Regions from separate parts of the Homo sapiens genome. Here region 2 is linked to region 1. Evidence: read pairs that join two places in POLR2A ChIA-PET (ENCODE). Cell type or tissue: Caco-2. All regions are shown on one strand. Each heading gives the region's core, and the rest is flanking DNA. Links, peaks and the distances in the headings are about the cores only.

Region 1 (8,399 bases), core at 238-8,237:
TCCAGGGATTCCCCTTAGCAGATGTGACCTGAATCATGCATTTGCAACCTTCATTCAGTTATTTTATTTTATTTTATTTTTTAGACGGAGTTTTCGCTCTTGTTGCCCAGGCTGGAGTGCAATGGTGCAATCTCGGCTTATTGCAACCTCTGCCTCCTGGGTTCAAGCAATTATCCTGCCTTAGCCTCCCAAGTAGCTGGGATTACAGGCATGCACCACCACGCCCAGCTACTTTTTTGTATTTAGTAGAGACGGGGTTTCACCATGTTGGTCAGGCTGGTCTCAAACTCCTGACCTCAGGTGATCCACCTGCCTCGGCCTCCCAAAGTGCTGGGATTACACACGTGAGCCACTGTGCCCAGCCCAGTTCATCTATTTAAAATAGCTGCCAGTCACTCGGGTAGGTCAACTAAACAGGCATTTTCTCCCCTTAAGTGCAGTGGCAAAAGAAATATGAATGTAAATGAAACTCTGTTCTCTCATGATGTTTTTCATCCCGGGTAACATCTTTCTATAATATTCTTAATGAGAAGACGGAATTTAAAAATATTTGCAAAACAGGCCAGGCATGCTGGCTCATGCCTGTAATCCCAATACTTTGGGAGGCTGAGGCAGGAGGATTGCTTGGATTCAGGACTTTGAGACCAGCCTGGGTAACATAGTGAGACCTTGTCTCTACAAAACATCATAAAAGTAGCCGGGTGTGGTAGTGTGCACCTGTGGTCCTATCTACGCAGGAGGCCGAAGTGGGAGGACTTTTGAGCCTAGAAGGTCGAGGCTACAGTGTGCCATGATTGTGCCATTGCCTTCCAGCCTGGACAACAGAGTGGGACCCTGTCTCAAAAAAAAAATTGCAAAACAACAATAAAAATGCAATTTTATCAGAATTGATATATCTGAGAGGGATCTTTCAAGCATATGAGTGTTGTTCGGAACCTGGAATTCATTTTCCCCCAGAGTAGCAAAATTATAAGTGGTAGTTAGGTTCACAGACACAGAAGTATTTTATCCATCATGTTCCTGAAGGACTGTATTTGAGCTATGTAAAACCAAAATAGCAAAACCAGCTCAAAATTCAATGTAACAAAATATGAGAATCTAAGTACCTGAACAAAAAGTACCCAAGTTTCCAAGATAAAAGTTTGTCATGGTTTATTCTAGTGCTTCAGTTTCAGTTTTAGAACAACCACAAAAATGCATTGCAACTCTCAGAACAGGAGCAAAATTCCAATTTTGTAAATGTGAGGCCCTATTTCACAAATGCTAAGTAAAATTCATTAGTTAGTGTGAAAACTTAAAATTTTAAAAATATTTGCATATGTTATATGTACTACTTTGGAACAGTTTACTTTGGTCTTTTTTCTGATTGTAAGAGCAAAACATACTCATTACTAAAACTGCTGGATATTTTCATCAACCAAAGACATAACAATTTGAGAAGCATTTATGATTGGAAAACTTCTCAGCTTTGGTTACTAACAGTGAGTCTCTGCAGTGCTTTTGCCTGGAGCTGCTCCCATTCCCCCACCCTGTTCTGCTGTCACAGGGGTTCTACCAGGGCCACCTGTAAGCACTGGCATTTTCACTGCCATGGTCAAGGGGGTTTGCTGGATTTGAAGCAGTGGACAACACCTACGCCCAGCAGTGTTATTGATGGATATGATCCTGGCAGCAGGCGAGTGGAGTGGGATTGGGGCAAGCATCTGGCTGATGCGGGCTGCATGTGTGTGCAGGGCAGACCATGGGGAACCTGGCTATCCACACTTTCCCAGCATGTTCAGAGGAGACATGAAAGGGCCCAACAAAAAGTGAGTATCAGGCAGACTTGAAAATGGAAGAAACTTAAGTGCAACTTTTGTGCTTCAAAAGCCATCATTACCTGCCACACACTGGAAGAAAATATTTGCAAATCATATGTGTCATGAAGGATGTACAGCCAGAATATATATTTTATTTATTTTATTTTTTTTTTCAACTTTTATTTTAAGTTCCAGGGTACATGTGCAGGATGTACAGATTTGTTACATAGGCATACATGTGCCATGATTATTTGCTGCACACATCAATCCATCACCTAGTTATTAAGCCTAGCATCTATTAGCTATTCTTTCTGATGCTCACCCTCCCCACCAGCCCCCAACAGGTCCCAATATGTGTTGTACCCTGCCACGTGTCCATGTGTTCTCATCATTCAGCTCCCCTTGTAAGTGAGAACATGTGGTATTTGGTTTTCTGTTTGTGCATTGGTTTGCTGAGGCGGAGAGAGCAGAACATATATTTTAAAAACCCATGAAACTCAACAATAAAAAGATTAAAAACCCATAGCCAGGGATGGTGGCATGTGCCTGTGCTCCCAACTACTGGGGAGGCTGAAGTGAGAAGATTGCTCGAGCCCAGGAGTTTGAGACTGCAGTGAGCTACGATTATGCCACTGTACTCCAGCCTGGGCAACAGAGTGAGACCCCATCTTTTGATAGATAAATAAATAAATAACAAAAACCCAATTTAAAACATGGGCAAAAGATTTGAATAGACATTTCGCCAGAGAAAATCTATAGATGGCTAATAAGCACATGAAAGGATGCTCAACACGTTAGGCCAGGCACACTGGCTCACACCTGTAATCCCAGCATTTTGAGTGGCCAAGGTGGGAGGATTGCTTTAGTCCAGGAGTTCTAGGTCAGCCCTGGCAACATAGCAATACCCCATCTCTACCAAAAAAATGAAAACAAAACATTAGCTGGGTGTGGTGGTGTGTACCTGCAGACCCAGCCACTCAGAAAGCTGAAGAGGGAGGATCACTTGAACCTGGAAGGTCAAGGCTGCAGTGAGCCATGGTTGTGCCACTGCACTCCAGACTGGGCAACAAAGTGAGACTTTGTCTGGAAAGAAAAAAAAGATACTCAACACCTTTAATCAATAAAGAAATGCATATTAAAATGGAAACACAATAAAACAAAGAAATAGAAAAAAACATATTGAAAAAAAACCACAATGCCCACAAGGATGGCTATAATAAAAAAAAAAAGACGAACAATACCAAATATAATGAGGATGTGAAGAAGAAACTGGAACCCTAATACACTGCTGGTGGGAATGTAAAGTAGCACAGCCACTTTGGAAAATAACTGGTCATTTCTTAAAACGTTAAACACAAGCTTGCCATATGACTCAGCAATTCCACTCCTAGAACCCTCCCTATGAGAAATAACAACACAAGTTCAAATAACAACCTGTATGCCAAAAACTGAAAACAATCCAAATGTCTGTCAACCAATGAATGGATACGACAAGCTATGGCCCGTGTACTATTCAAGAACAAAAAGCAAAGGACAATTGATTCATGTTACAGCTTGGATAAACCTCAAAAACCCTGTGCTAACTATAAAAGGCCAGACACAAAAGACGACATATTGAAATATTCCAATGTTATGAAAGTCAAAAAAGACAAATTTATAGAGACAAAACATCGGTGGTTTTCTAAGGTTGGGAGAAGCAGGGTTAGCTGCAAATAGACATGAAAGAATATTTTGGGATGATGGGACTGTTCTTGAACTGAAGTATGATAACAGTTGCACAAACCCATAAATATAGTAGAAATTATTATACTGTACACTAACAATGACAAAATTTTATGTAAATTATCCCTCAATAACACTGTTTATGGCTGAGTGTAGTGGCCTAAGCCTGCAATCCCAGCACTTTGGAGGCCAAGGTGGGAGGACCACTTGAGGCCGGGAGTTTGAGACCAGCCCGGGCAACATAGCAAAATCCTGTCTCTACCAAAAAAATTAGCCAGGCATGGTGGCATGCACCTGTAGTCCCAGCTACTCAGGAGACTGAAGGAGAAGGATCACTCAAACCAAGGAGGTCAAGGCTGCAGTAAGCCATGATTGTGCCACACTGCACTCCAGCCTGGGTGACAGAGTGAGGCCCTGTCTCAATCTTTTTTTTTTTTTTTTTTTTTTTTTTTGCAACGGAGTCTCACTCTGTCACCCAGGCTAGAGTGCAGTGGTACAATCTCAGCTCACTGCAGTCTCCACCTCCAGTGTTCAAGCAATTTTCCTGCCTCAGCCTCCCCAATAGCTGGGACTACAGGCACGCACAACAACTCCCAGCTAATTTTTTTTGTATTTTTAGTAGAGACGGGCTTCCACCATGTTGGCCAGGCTGGTCAAACTCCTGGTTTCAAGTGATCCACCCGCCTTGGCCTCCCAAAATGCTGGGTCAATTGTTTTAAAAAATGTAAAACAATAGAATAAAACAGTTAGTGGATCCCTTGCTTATCTTGCCCTACAATAGAATATTTTCTGACTTTTATTCTTAAGTCACGTTCAAAGCATCAAACCTACTTGATAAAACTATGACTTGAACGACTACTCCAGATTTTCATCCCCACGAGTCTGAGAAGCAGATACCTAGTGAGTAAATCCTCCTGAACATGATATTCCTCGTGACAGGTACCCAGAGAGCCAAAAGTCTAAGGCAAGAATTATCACCAGCCGCCTCCTGTCCCATTGCTCATTTGACAGTGTTACTATGCTGTTCCCTTATGTACCAAGACAGTGTGGAGCCTGTCCTCCAACAAATGGAAAGGCGGCAGGGAGAACAGGGTTCTCTAGGAGCTCTGCAAAGGTCAGGAGATGGGGCTCCTGGACTCTGTTACCACCTGCTACTGGCTGGTCAGGGAGTCTTGAAGAAGGCAGTGCCCAAGTTCTTATTAATGACATTCTTTTTTTATAAAAGGCATAATGAAGCTTACCTGGTCTTAAGTCAGAGTTTTTAGCAAAATATTATGTTTCCTGTCCCTACCATTTACTTTTATGGTTACATGGCCAATTGAGAGATTGATCAATCCTACCTGATTGATCAATCAGGATTGCCTGTAGCAAAATTTCACAAAGGAAGTTCACTCCAAGCCACAGCTTTCTGAAGCATAGTCTACCCCAGTTGCCCTCTTTCCCCTTTCTGGAGCTCCTAAGTCTCATCCAAGCCTCATGCAACTAGTCCTTTTCTTGGTGTAAAAGATCCATGAGGCTGAGTTCTGGGCTCAGTTTTGCCAGCCCCACGAACTCCCATCTTTGTTGCCCCCAGGAGAGGCCATGACTACACCCTTGATAACTTGGCCCTTTCCGCTGTCTGTGTTCCACAGCCCCCTTTCTCGTAAGCTGTCCAAACCTGTCTTCCTGAGGACAAAAAGAACTTCACTACAGGGTGAAAAACTGTCTTCCCAATCTGCAAATGTGGCTGCACGTGACAGGAATAATTTAACTACCAATTAAAGTGTGTGTGCTACAGAAGCACTTCTCATCCTCATTTGCTTTATCAGTGTTCATTTATGAATCCATTTTTTTCTGTCTATTACCCATCGGTAATGAGACCTTAGCAATAGCCTCCGAGTCTCCTCTTGCCAAATCTGCCATCACCACCCCTTCCCAGCACCACAGACACTATCGTGGGGACTGCCCAGACAGCCAACGGGCCAATCTTCTTAGACACTTGTTTTTCATCTCTCTCTCTCTCTTGCTTATAAATCTTCTGTGATTCCCCATCACAAATAGAATAAAGCTAAAACATCTCCACTTGACATTCCTGAGTTTAGCCGGCTCTTTCTCTGTTGCAGTTCTCTTGTCTTAATAAATCGGTTCTATCTAGGCATCAGCCAAGAAGAATCCACTGGGCTAGGTTACAGAAGAACAAGAATAACTTCAAAAGCACTTTTCAACTACCCCATCCAACTTCCTCATTTTACTCACTTCACAGATTCAGACAAAGATCCAGACATACTCAAAGAACTGGTGGAGTAGGAAGTGGAGATAATTCTGCTGCATTCTGAAAACCACACCATTAAAACAGATTAATTCCTGGTGTTCAGAGAACCATTTACATTGCTGATGAATTCATTACTTGTGCCACAATGCTTTCTTACCCATTGCTTGGCTGAAAAGAAAAAAAAAGTCTCAAACCCCATAAGTCCCCATTTTCACTTTTCCCCATATCATAAAGCTGAAATGCAATAACAAACTCGCTTTCCGTTTTTGTCATTAACATAGCAATTTATTCTATTACTCCTAAAGTTTTGAAGACAAATATCAATATCAATGTCTAATTTTGTTGCCTCTCTCTCCAACCAGTCTGTAAGTCTTATGAGATGTTTGCTCACCCTTCTATCTCCAGCAGTTAGTGTAGTGTTTGGCTTGCACTGGCTCAAATGACAGTCCTTGAGTGAATGAATGGATGGCTCTTAGATACACGGTCTTCTCACTGCAGTATATGCTCATTCGCTCTCAAAAGACTAACTTAGCAAATGGCACTGATTAAGGTGGAATGTAAGATCAATCCTAGTTATTCTAAGAAGCCTTAACAGGTACAGCACCAGCCCCAGGAAAAACTAAAAAAAAAAAAAAAAATTTTTTTTTGAGGCTGGGTCTGGCTCTGTTGCCCAGGCTAGAGTGTAGTGGCATGGTCTTTGCTCACTGCAACCTCCAACTCCTGGGGTCAAGCCATCCTCCCACCTCAGCCTTCCTAGTAGCTGGAACTACAGATGCACACCACCACACTGAGCTAATTTTTGTATTTTTTGTAGAGATGGGGTTTCAGCATGTTGCCTAGGCTTGTCTTAAACTCCTGAGCTCAAGCGATCCTCCTGCCTCAGCCTCCCAAAGTGCTGGGATTATAGGCATGAGCCACTGCACCCGGCCAAAAACTGAATTTTTGAAGTGTCATTTCCTAGGCCTTTTCTTTCAATCTCCTTTTCTCCCCATTTTCAATATTTCCTCTGCCCTGACCATGTAATATTGTGGGACCATTTTCCCCTATAATTTTCATATCAGTATAAAAGTAGTGAGAAGAACAAAACATAGACTGCAGGATATTTTCATCTCATCTTATTGTAAGCTTAATAGACCTTAAAGCAGTTAGCTTTGAACTTTACTATGCGTCAGAATCACCCGAGGCTCTCATTCAGATGCAGATTTTAAGGACCCAGAGACTCTCATTCAGCGGATCTGAATACAGGGCCACAAATCAACAGTTTAAATAAGCTCCCAGTGAACAGTACACCATGAATCACTACTTTAAGACATTTATAGACAATCAACCACATTTCACCAGATTGTGTAATCATTTTCTGCCCAGTATTTTTCCAGTCTGCTTTAGGCTAGAGTAAAAGTCTGTGAAAAATTCATACTCAATATACTGTTAGGAATTTAATGCTTTAACATTGGAGAACATTTGCATTTTAAAGAGAATGCCCAAAGAGAGCAAACATTTACCTCAAAGCAATGAAACTCAAAGGTTGATTCTGAGTTTCAACCATCATCACTAAAGGAGTGGGGCAGTAAAAACCACCCTGTTTAATATGCAAATGTACTCTCGTACTATTTAAATAAAGGAAGCAGTCTGATCAGCGAAGTTACCTGTTTTCTGGGGTTTGTTTACACCATGCTGTTTCAAATGTAGGCTTACTAATCTATCATGGTTTAGGCTACTAGTGAGAATAAATAATATTAACTTCAGCTCACTCTTATTAGCACCTCTGCCCCAAGATGTGTGAACCTGGACGTGTTTTATCTCCCAGAGTCTCCTTTGTTAAAAGAGAATGATTACAGCTCCTTCCTTGGGTTATGTGAGGATTAAGTGAGCTACTTATGCACATTCCTAACACCGTACTTGCTATGTAGGAAGTATCCACTAACGGTTGGTAATTGGCACTATGATAGGGGCTGGGCAAGCAGATTTGCAGAGACAAAATTCCTGCCCTTAGGGAGATATGCCCAGGTAGCCAAGGGAGCTAGGGAAGGGACACTTACCAGGATTGGAACAAAGAATGCCTCATGGAAATGACATCTGAGGGTTTTTGATGGATGGGCAGAAGCGTCAGGGAGGAGGATGCAGGGTCTATGGAAGAATATTCGGATAAAAACAACAGCTTGTGCAAAGTGATGAGTAAAAACTTGGCTTGTTTAAGAGAACTGCAAAAATAGTTTAGTATGGATGAAATATAATTAATGGAAAGCATGCATTCCCGTGACCTGTACAGACACACAGGGCCCCTTATTTACAAAGATTCTGTGCTTTTTAAATGTTCTGTTGTTACCATCTTGAAGTTACACATTTTTAGACAAGAGGCCTTGCATTTTTACTGTGCCATGGGCCCTGTCAATTATAGAGTTGGTCCTGAGGGCAGATGTGATAGTACGCTTCATCAGAAAATGTGTAAGTGTAGGATTACTCATAGACAGGGAAATACAGGTATTTATATGAGAGGAATTCATGTAAAAATTAATGTCAGTCCCAGAAAAAAATCTCGAAGAGTGTCACGCACGTTCATGTGAAGAGACCACCAAACAGACTTTGTGTGAGCAATAAAGCTGTTTATTTCACCTGGGTGCAGGCGG
Region 2 (8,399 bases), core at 117-8,116, 120 kb before region 1:
TGGGAACTCAGCTAGAGACTTGGGTCTGTCTCTCTTCCTATATTTTATACACTACCATTAAACCAAACTCAGGAAGGCAGAAAACAAGACCAATGCTGACCCTTCTGGGTATACCCCACCCCTCTCCCTCTCCACAAAACAAAACCAAACAAAACACTCCAGCAACTAGTGCTGATGTTATCTGTTCCTGGAGACCCTGGCATCTAGTGTAGCTTAGAACCCCCACTTTCCATATCATCCTAGGTCCAAGTAGACTCAAACCGCCAGGGATGTCATAGGGCTTCTTAGAAACAAAATCAATTATATCTCGGGTTAGAACTGGTGAGGTGTCTCTAGGCATTGGCTGAGTCCCCAGTAGCTGGCATAAGGCCAAGAAATTACTCCCGAGAATTGAGAAGTGATCCCCAGCATTGAGATTGAATTGAAACCCCAAAAGAGGAAAAACACCCTTTTGAAGATATTCCCATCAATCCTGAGTCTGATTTTCATCTCGTCTTATCATGGGTGGTTCTCACACCAGAAGTGACAGCCTTTGGGCAGATGGACCCACCTGGGCAGCGAGTTTGTAGTTCCTTTGGATGAGCTCATCATTATTTCTGGTCCCATAGGCAATGGCATTGTGCACCTTAAGCACACAGGCATGGCCAGGTTTGAAGACAGGCATGAGGCCGTGCATCACTGTGCTGCGGAAGGCTTTGCGGTGAACCCCTTCTCCAAAGTGCAGCTCCTCCGTGGCGATCTGACCACGCAGGCGGCCCCCAAAGTAGCTGTCATGGAGGAAGTCTTCTTTGAAGATGAGTTGGCTGAATTCAATCTCTTCACATCCTGAAACACAGCACAGCTTTGGTTGGAAAGAATACCTCCCAGTCCTGCTCCTTGGCTAACTCCACATGGGGAGGGTCCCCACATAAGGACAATGACAAGGCTGACCTGCAGAACCAAGAGGGGGCAGACACACTTAACCCTTCAAAAGAGGCATAGCTAAAAGAAGAGATGAGTGGTTTGGTGAGGAGGAGACAGGTCATTGAATGAGAATGTGGGAACATCAGGGATGGGTTGGAGCAAAACTGGAAAGATCAGGAAAAGAATTCTAGACAGATCTGGAAAATATAAGTGGAACCAAGCAAAGTAACAAAAGTCAAGTTGAAAAGATGGGAAAAGTGTAGAGGAGGGAAGAAAGACCAATGATAAGATCTGATAATATCGGACCAACCTTTCTTTCATTATTGCCCCCCACCCCCCGCAACCACGGAATCTTTGCTGGAATTTGTTTTAATTGCCTGCCATGAAAGTTTAATACCACAAATATACTATCTGTTTATGTACCATATGTATATTTGTTCTTTATACAGAAAAAGAGTAACTTTTTTTTTGCCTCCCAAGAACCAATGTTGGTCCTCTTGGTAGCAATACTGCCTCCATTGAGAAAGCATGTGATAAGTATAGGAAACAGGTAGCAATAAACAAAACAAAAAAATAATAAAAAGAATTGCCTTTGAAGAGAAATCGAAAAAAAGGTAGAATTATTTTGCATTTATTTGTAAAAAGAAAAGTAGAATTATTTTAAGTTTTCTAACAGCTGTTTTTTTTTGCAGAGTGGATTCTACACATGTTTGAGATGACAGTGAATTTAATCAGGAAGGTCCACTTTAAACTAGAGATGACCCAATCAGACTTCTCATTCACTGAGAGAAGAAAATTAGGTGGCTTTCAATGAAATAAGATTGTTTGGATTTTTAAATCCTTTCCACTTCTCAAAACTGATGAAAACTGACATCTTTCTGAATGTTTACAAGAAGAAAGAGATCATGGGTTGTGTGAAAAATCTTACTTCACATTTCTATATACATGCTTCAGGAAATATTTTTCTCTTCTTTTCAAAATATTTAAAATCATACGATTTGAGACTGATGGTAGCTATTAAAACTATAAGGAGACTGAAACTATTCTGATCGGGTATTGATTAAGGTCTCGGCCTAATTACTGCCAGAAAGAAAGAAAGGGAGTGGGGTTTGGTGGATTTTCAAACAGAAAAACTAGGTGAAGAGCTAGAATCTGCTTGAAGAAAGAGGATATTCCTAAAGGTGCTCCTAGCATTTTCACAAAGGCTAGCAGAAGACTATGGGACCCCTGAATATGCCACCCTCAAATCTGCCTCTTTGGTAAAAGCATTGTTGAGCTGAAGGTAATTAAGAAGAAGCAGAGGCAAGAAAGCTCTCTGCCTTCCCTCTATTTGCCTAAAATCAGGACATAAATTTATAAAGACAAAAAATATTCTACTCCCCCTTCTACCAGGAAGAACAAAGGTTAATGACTGAAGACAACTTTAGACCCTGATGGGCCTGGAGATGGACACCAGCCATTAACAAGCATTAATGAGAATCCAGATGCTGGGAGATTTTCCAGGGCTGTGGAAATGCCTTTCCACAAGCTACTGCCCTTACCTACTCAAAGTCCTTCCCTCTGCCCTGTCACTTCTCTAAAAATGCACCATTCTTTGTTGTAGATGCTGTATAAGCTGGAATTCAAACCCCTTCTTAAATGAGCACTTCTGGAGTATCTCCCATGTATATATGAATTATACATGTTCATAAACTTGTTTGATTTCTCTCATTAATCTTTTGTTACAGGGATCTGTTCCAACTAAGAACTTATGAGGACTGAAGAATAAATTATTTTTCTTCCCCAATAACTCCTACTGAGTAACCTGTCCTAGGTTTCTGGAGAGAACTGGGTTGGAGCTGCAGGAAAACAGGCAAATGGGACATTTTCTCAGATAAAGTTTTAGGCAATAGCTGGGTCACAGATTTTACTCTAAGTAACGGAACCAGGAAAAAAATTAATTGATGGAGAAAAGCACAGTTTTATTTTAACAGTTAAATTTAAAAATTAGGTGAGAAAATAGAGGGAATGCTTTTCTGTATCCCAAACCTTCTCAGTTTCATTCTAGTTATATGATTAATTTTAACAATTTGGCCTCTAATACCACTAACAGAGTATAGGAAATGTTATATGTACATACACCAGAGCCCAATAAACATGTATTATATCTGCCATATCCTGTCTTCCTTCAAAATCCTCACATTTCTAAAATTTAATTATTAAAAGTAAAAAGCTTGTGCACCCTATGCTTTAAAATTCAGCAAATCTAATTAACTGAAGATAAAAGTTGGTCCAGGCCATATGCTTAGAAAGTAGGAAGGAAAATTTGTTTGTATAGTACCATACGTGGTATAATTAACAACCCTGTCTATAATTTCCAACAGAAATGCTTATTTGACAAAGATAAAAACATGAAAGAAAAAAAAAATCTTAGACGTATTCTTTGTCTCTTGAAAATCCTGCAGAGCAAGAGCTGGAGTTCTAGGTGGAACTTTCCAAGCTGAAACTCATCTATTGGGCCTTCCTTTGCAGAAGCAGAAGGTATAGACTCTGTAGCTCTGCAGAAATCTGAAAGGACAGCCTGTCCAAAACTGTCTTCCTCAGCGATGGCTGAAATGAGCGCGTCCTCTTGGTTAGAGTTTGCACCTCTTTTAAAGTGAGAGATGGAGGCAAGACTTCATCCTTTAGACCAATCTCTTCCCTGGTAAGAGTAATGAAGGTAACAGGAGAACTGAGCACCTGAGGGGAGGCTTAGGAAAAGCACGAGTGTAGCACTGCAAGTCTCAGGTTGTGAAGAAGGTGCAATTTTCTTTGCAGCTTTGCAGAGCCATCCGTTGCCAGGACTCACACTCCACGCTGCCCAAAGTCCCTGAGAGGTGGCAGTTCCATGAGAAAGAATCAAGAGAGGCCGGGTGTGGTGGTTCACACCTGTAATCCCAGATCTCTGGGAGGCCAAGTCAGGTGAATCACCTGAGGTCAGGAGTTCCCGACCAGCCTGGCCAACATGATGAAACCCCATCTCTACTAAAAATAGAAAAAAATTAGTCAGGTGTGGTGGCAGGTGCCTGTAATCCAACTACTTGGGAGACTGAGGCAGGACAACTGCTTGAACTTGGGAGGTGGAGGTTGCAGTGAGCCGAGATCTTGCCATTGCACTTTAGCCTGGGTGACAGAATGAGACTCCGTCTCAAAAAAAAAAAAAAAAAAAAAAAAAAGAATCAGGAGAGACTCATTGGAATCCACCAGACAGACTCGTCAGATGAGTGTTGGGAGATTCAAATGCCTCACTGAGGTTCCTTGCTACACCCATACATTGTGAAATCCAAATCCTCAACTCAGAGAAACCATGTGGATACCTGCAGCCACTGGTTACAAAGACTGCTCCGAGGTGCAGAAAAGCAATCTACAAATATATTCATAAAACAAAATAACATCATTAAATTGGGCTTCATTTGGTCCATCATTCATTTCCAACTTTCTCATGAGCTTAGCTTTATTAGTTTTTTAAATTAGAGACCATCTTGTAAAAGATTATTTATTCCTCCTATAGAGAATTAAATTAATAAACTGTTTAGTGAGATAGTCCTCTGAATTTAAAAAAAGTGTGATTAAAAGTAATTTTCCAAATCAGCTGGGTGCAGTGGTGAGCACCTGCAGTCCAGGCTACTCAGGAGGCTTAGGTGGGAGGATCATTAGAGTCCAGGAGGCCGAGGCTGCAGTGAGCTATGATTGTGCCACTGCACTCCAGCCTGGATGAAAGAGTGAGACCCTGTCTCAAAGAAATAAAATAAAAGTAATTTTCAGCTTCTTTATCTGAAGGTACAAGGATAGGGAGGGGCCAGGAGTTACTTCCCCAGCCGGGTGAGTCAGTGAAACTGACACCCCCAGTCACAATGGGGCCAGAAGCTGGGAGAAGGTGATGTCATCAGGGTTCAGACCCAGGCTCTACGGCTGGAGTCACTGGGCTATAGCGGTGGTACCATTTCCACCAAGTGGCCAGTAGCTTATCCCCACTGGGGTCTCTCGCCTGACTAGTAATCCTTGAGAAATGAGCTCATGCACACCTAAACCAATGAAACCTAACAAGTGTCTGAGATGTGAATGCCAATCAATGCTAAGAAGCTGATGAAACAGAGACTCCCTTCTGAGAGTCTTCTTATTTTCTGAAGTATTAGGAGTAAGGGGATTCTTTTGCATATTTTGCCTTCTGGGGAGATGAGAGCAGAAATAGAGGAAGGATTTTAAATTATAACACATGTATGCTACACACTAAAGACGGGTATTTAGCATCTGAGTGGGTTTGTGAAGAGCTTGTATTTAAGTTTACTATTTTGGGTTAATATCACAATATTTGCTAGGCCATTTCTTTTTCTTTCTTTCTCTCTCTCTTTTTTTTTTTTTTTTTTTGAGATGGAGTCTTGCTGTGTCGCCAGGCTGGGGGGCAGTGGCGTGATCTCAGCTCACTGCAACCTCCACCTCCCTGGTTCAAGCCATTCTCTTGCCTCAGCCTCCTGAGTAGCTGGGATTACAGGTGCGTGCCACCATGCCGCGCTAATTTTTGTATTTTTAGTAGAGACGGGGTTTCACCATGTTGGCCAGGATAGTCTTGATCTCTTGACCTCGTGATCCCACTCGCCTCGGCCTTCCAAAGTGCTGGGATTACAGGCGTGAGCCACCGCGCCTGGCCTATTGCTAGACCATTTCTAAGTCGAGATCTCAGTTTCTTACTTTTGATACACTGGATGTGACTGCATTTTGATTACTTTTATTACCTGTTTCTGCAGAGATTTCAGGCGTTCTGTTTGTTTTAAAACTCAGTACATGCAGTAAATCTTTAAGATGCTAGTTCAATTAACTGTCAGAATTTATCCAATTTCTCCTAAAACTGACCGTGGATCCTCCCCTGTGCTGAAAGTCATGATCACATGGGGTGAGGCTGGACCACCGTGGTATGTGGAGCTGGCCTTCTGCAGCTCCTGAGAGCTGATGACGGGCGGCTCTTCCCAGTCCCATGATGTGTGATGTCACACTGGTGGTTTAAGAGTGGCCACACTGAGAGTATTTACATCATGGAAATTGTAGGACTCAGAACTTCCCCAACCCTCAGCATGTTGTTAAATATTTACCCCAGCACACCACCAGGCAAGGGTGGGCATGGGTGGGCGTAGGTGGGTGAGTAATTCTCCTTAAGAGGGAAGACACGGCAAACACAGATTCCACCAAACTGTGGAAAACTCAGTGGGAGGCCCGGGGACATCACGAGCATTCATGAGCAGCAGTGTTAGGCTGTGGCTAACACCAGGTGCCAAAAGAAAGCAGAGAAACCCATCTTTTGTTTTCCTTAAGACACAAACGAATGGAGTGATCCTTCAGACACCTGGCTGTCTTTGGGAATCTGCTCAGCTAGTCAAACTGAAAGGAAAATTGAACAAACAAAACAAGCTGTAATAAGTCCCAGTAGCTGAAAAATCCCATGCAGAAGGGCTGAATGCAAGACCGATGCTTAAAGGGAAAAGTCAAATCCAAACTCCCCCTCTACGTGTTCCCCAAAACTCCACTGCTACAGTGTAGCATCCAATTCTGGATATCTGTAGTCTAATGAACTTACAATAGGAAGTATGGCCCTACATTCACTTTGAATTGGCTCATGAATTGTCATTTCTTTCTCTTTTTTTTTTCTGATTTTTTTTTAATTATACTTTTAGGGTACATGTGCCCAATGTGCAGGTTAGTTACATATGTATACATGTGCCATGCTGGTGTGCTGCACCCATTAACTCGTCATTTAGCATTAGGTATATCTCCTAATGCTAACCCTCCCCCCTCCCCCCACCCCACAACAGTCCCCAGAGTGTGATGTTCCCCTTCCTGTGTCCATGTGTTCTCATTGTTCAATTCCCATCTATGAGTGAGAACATGCGGTGTTTGGTTTTTTGTCCTTGCGATAGTTTACTGAGAATGATGATTTCCAATTTCATCCATGTCCCTAACAAAGGACATGAACTCATCATTTTTTATGGTTGCATAGTATTCCATGGTGTATATGTGCCACATTTTCTTAATCCAGTCTATCATTGTTGGATATTTGGGTTGGTTCCAAGTCTTTGCTATTGTGAATAGTGCCTCAATAAACATACGTGTGCATGTGTCTTTATAACAGCATGATCTATAGTCCTTTGGGTATATACCCAGTAATGGGATGGCTGGGTCAAATGGTATTTCTAGTTCTAGATCCCTGAGGAATCACCACACCGACTTCCACAATGGTTGAACTAGTTTACAGTCCCACCAACAGTGTAAAAGTGTTTCTATTTCTCCACATCCTCTCCAGCACCTGTTGTTTCCTGACTTTTTAATGATCGCCATTCTAACTGGTGTGAGATGGTATCTCATTGTGGTTTTGATTTGCATTTCTCTGATGGCATTCATTTCTTAAGTCACGCCATAGCTCTCCTTCTCGGTTGGAAGAGTCCAGAGGATTACTGCTTCTACTCTTTCCTCTGGGAGCTATTTTATGCTTTACAGTAAGCCCATTTCCTCTGGCAGGTCAACCCTAACTGACTTACCTTTAGTATCCTGGCGACTTGACAGCTGTTTGAGAACTAGAAGAAGACAAAGCAGAGAATGGCTTCAGTACAGATGTCCATTGTGAACGGGCAGGGGCCAGTGGTTTTTCATTGAAAACTGTGGTTTACCTTCAGCTGTGAGGTTAAATTCAGCAGTCACTTTTCCGTAGCTGTTCTTGATGCAGCAGTAATAGAGTCCCTGGTCCTTCGGACTGGCTTGCACGATGGCAAAGGAAACAGTGGAGTTGTCCCCTGCACTGCAATGAGGAATATTCACATTGACACACTTCATCATTCTACAGTTGCATTTTTTCCTAATATACTTAAGGAGAAAGAAGCTAAGACTTCCCTGCTCACATGTTTTCAGCCAGTGAGCTGCCCAAAGGGCAAAATCACGATCAGCTGTTTAAATAATTGATTTATCCACAGAGGAGAGTCATTACATTTTGGCTAACACGCTCACTCCAATAAGCAGTAGGTTTAACTGCCATGAGTAGAGCAAAGAATTGAAATTGTGAATTCTGGGAGCTGTTGTTAACATTTCTGCTCAGAATTCAGCTCAATTATGTGACTAATCCGGGTGTCCTGTGCTTGAAGGAAAGTCTGATAACTCCAAACCCAAACTTATACAGATACAATAAGGGACAAGAGAAAACGGGGTTCTTAGCTTTATGCTACATAAGGATTCGTGACTGAGGGCCCCTTTGTAATAGTGTCCTGTACTCCCCTAGTGAGGTACCAACCATCGAACCATTCACTCACCCAAAATTATTAAGTTCCGGTCACTGTGCTATGAAAACTAAAACTGGTGGTGGTGGTCATATTGGTGGTGATGATGACAGTGATGATGATGCCAATAGCTAATGTGCACTGAGCATTTGGTATGTACCAGGCATTGTGCCAAATCACATAAAGATCAATTTCATGATGCCCTCAGAACAACCTAATGAG

The links. ChIA-PET counts read pairs that join two places held together with the same protein. Peaks named below come from ENCODE experiments on the same cell type or tissue, not always from the same donor. Only the 100,000 strongest peaks of a DNase experiment are listed, where the experiment ranks them.
Region 2: POLR2A ChIA-PET joins it to region 1 with 6 read pairs; 5 of 35 experiments call an interaction of 5 or more read pairs at or near these places.

The regions. Positions count from the first base shown.
Region 1 is chr18:58,632,906-58,641,304 of GRCh38, forward strand. No RefSeq gene overlaps it. Among named protein-coding and RNA genes, the nearest start is that of ALPK2, 8.0 kb to the left of the region's middle. RefSeq lists an enhancer at 5,515-5,644. In Caco-2, for the core only: no CTCF peak of the experiment used is centred there; no DNase peak of the experiment used is centred there.
Region 2 is chr18:58,516,358-58,524,756 of GRCh38, forward strand. ALPK2 (alpha kinase 2) reads right to left here. Exons shown (of 13, transcript NM_052947.4): 7 at 7,578-7,705; 8 at 7,449-7,484; 9 at 551-825. Among named protein-coding and RNA genes, the nearest start is that of ALPK2-AS1, 36 kb to the right of the region's middle. RefSeq lists an enhancer at 4,692-4,841. In Caco-2, for the core only: no CTCF peak of the experiment used is centred there; a DNase peak (open chromatin) is centred at 4,144.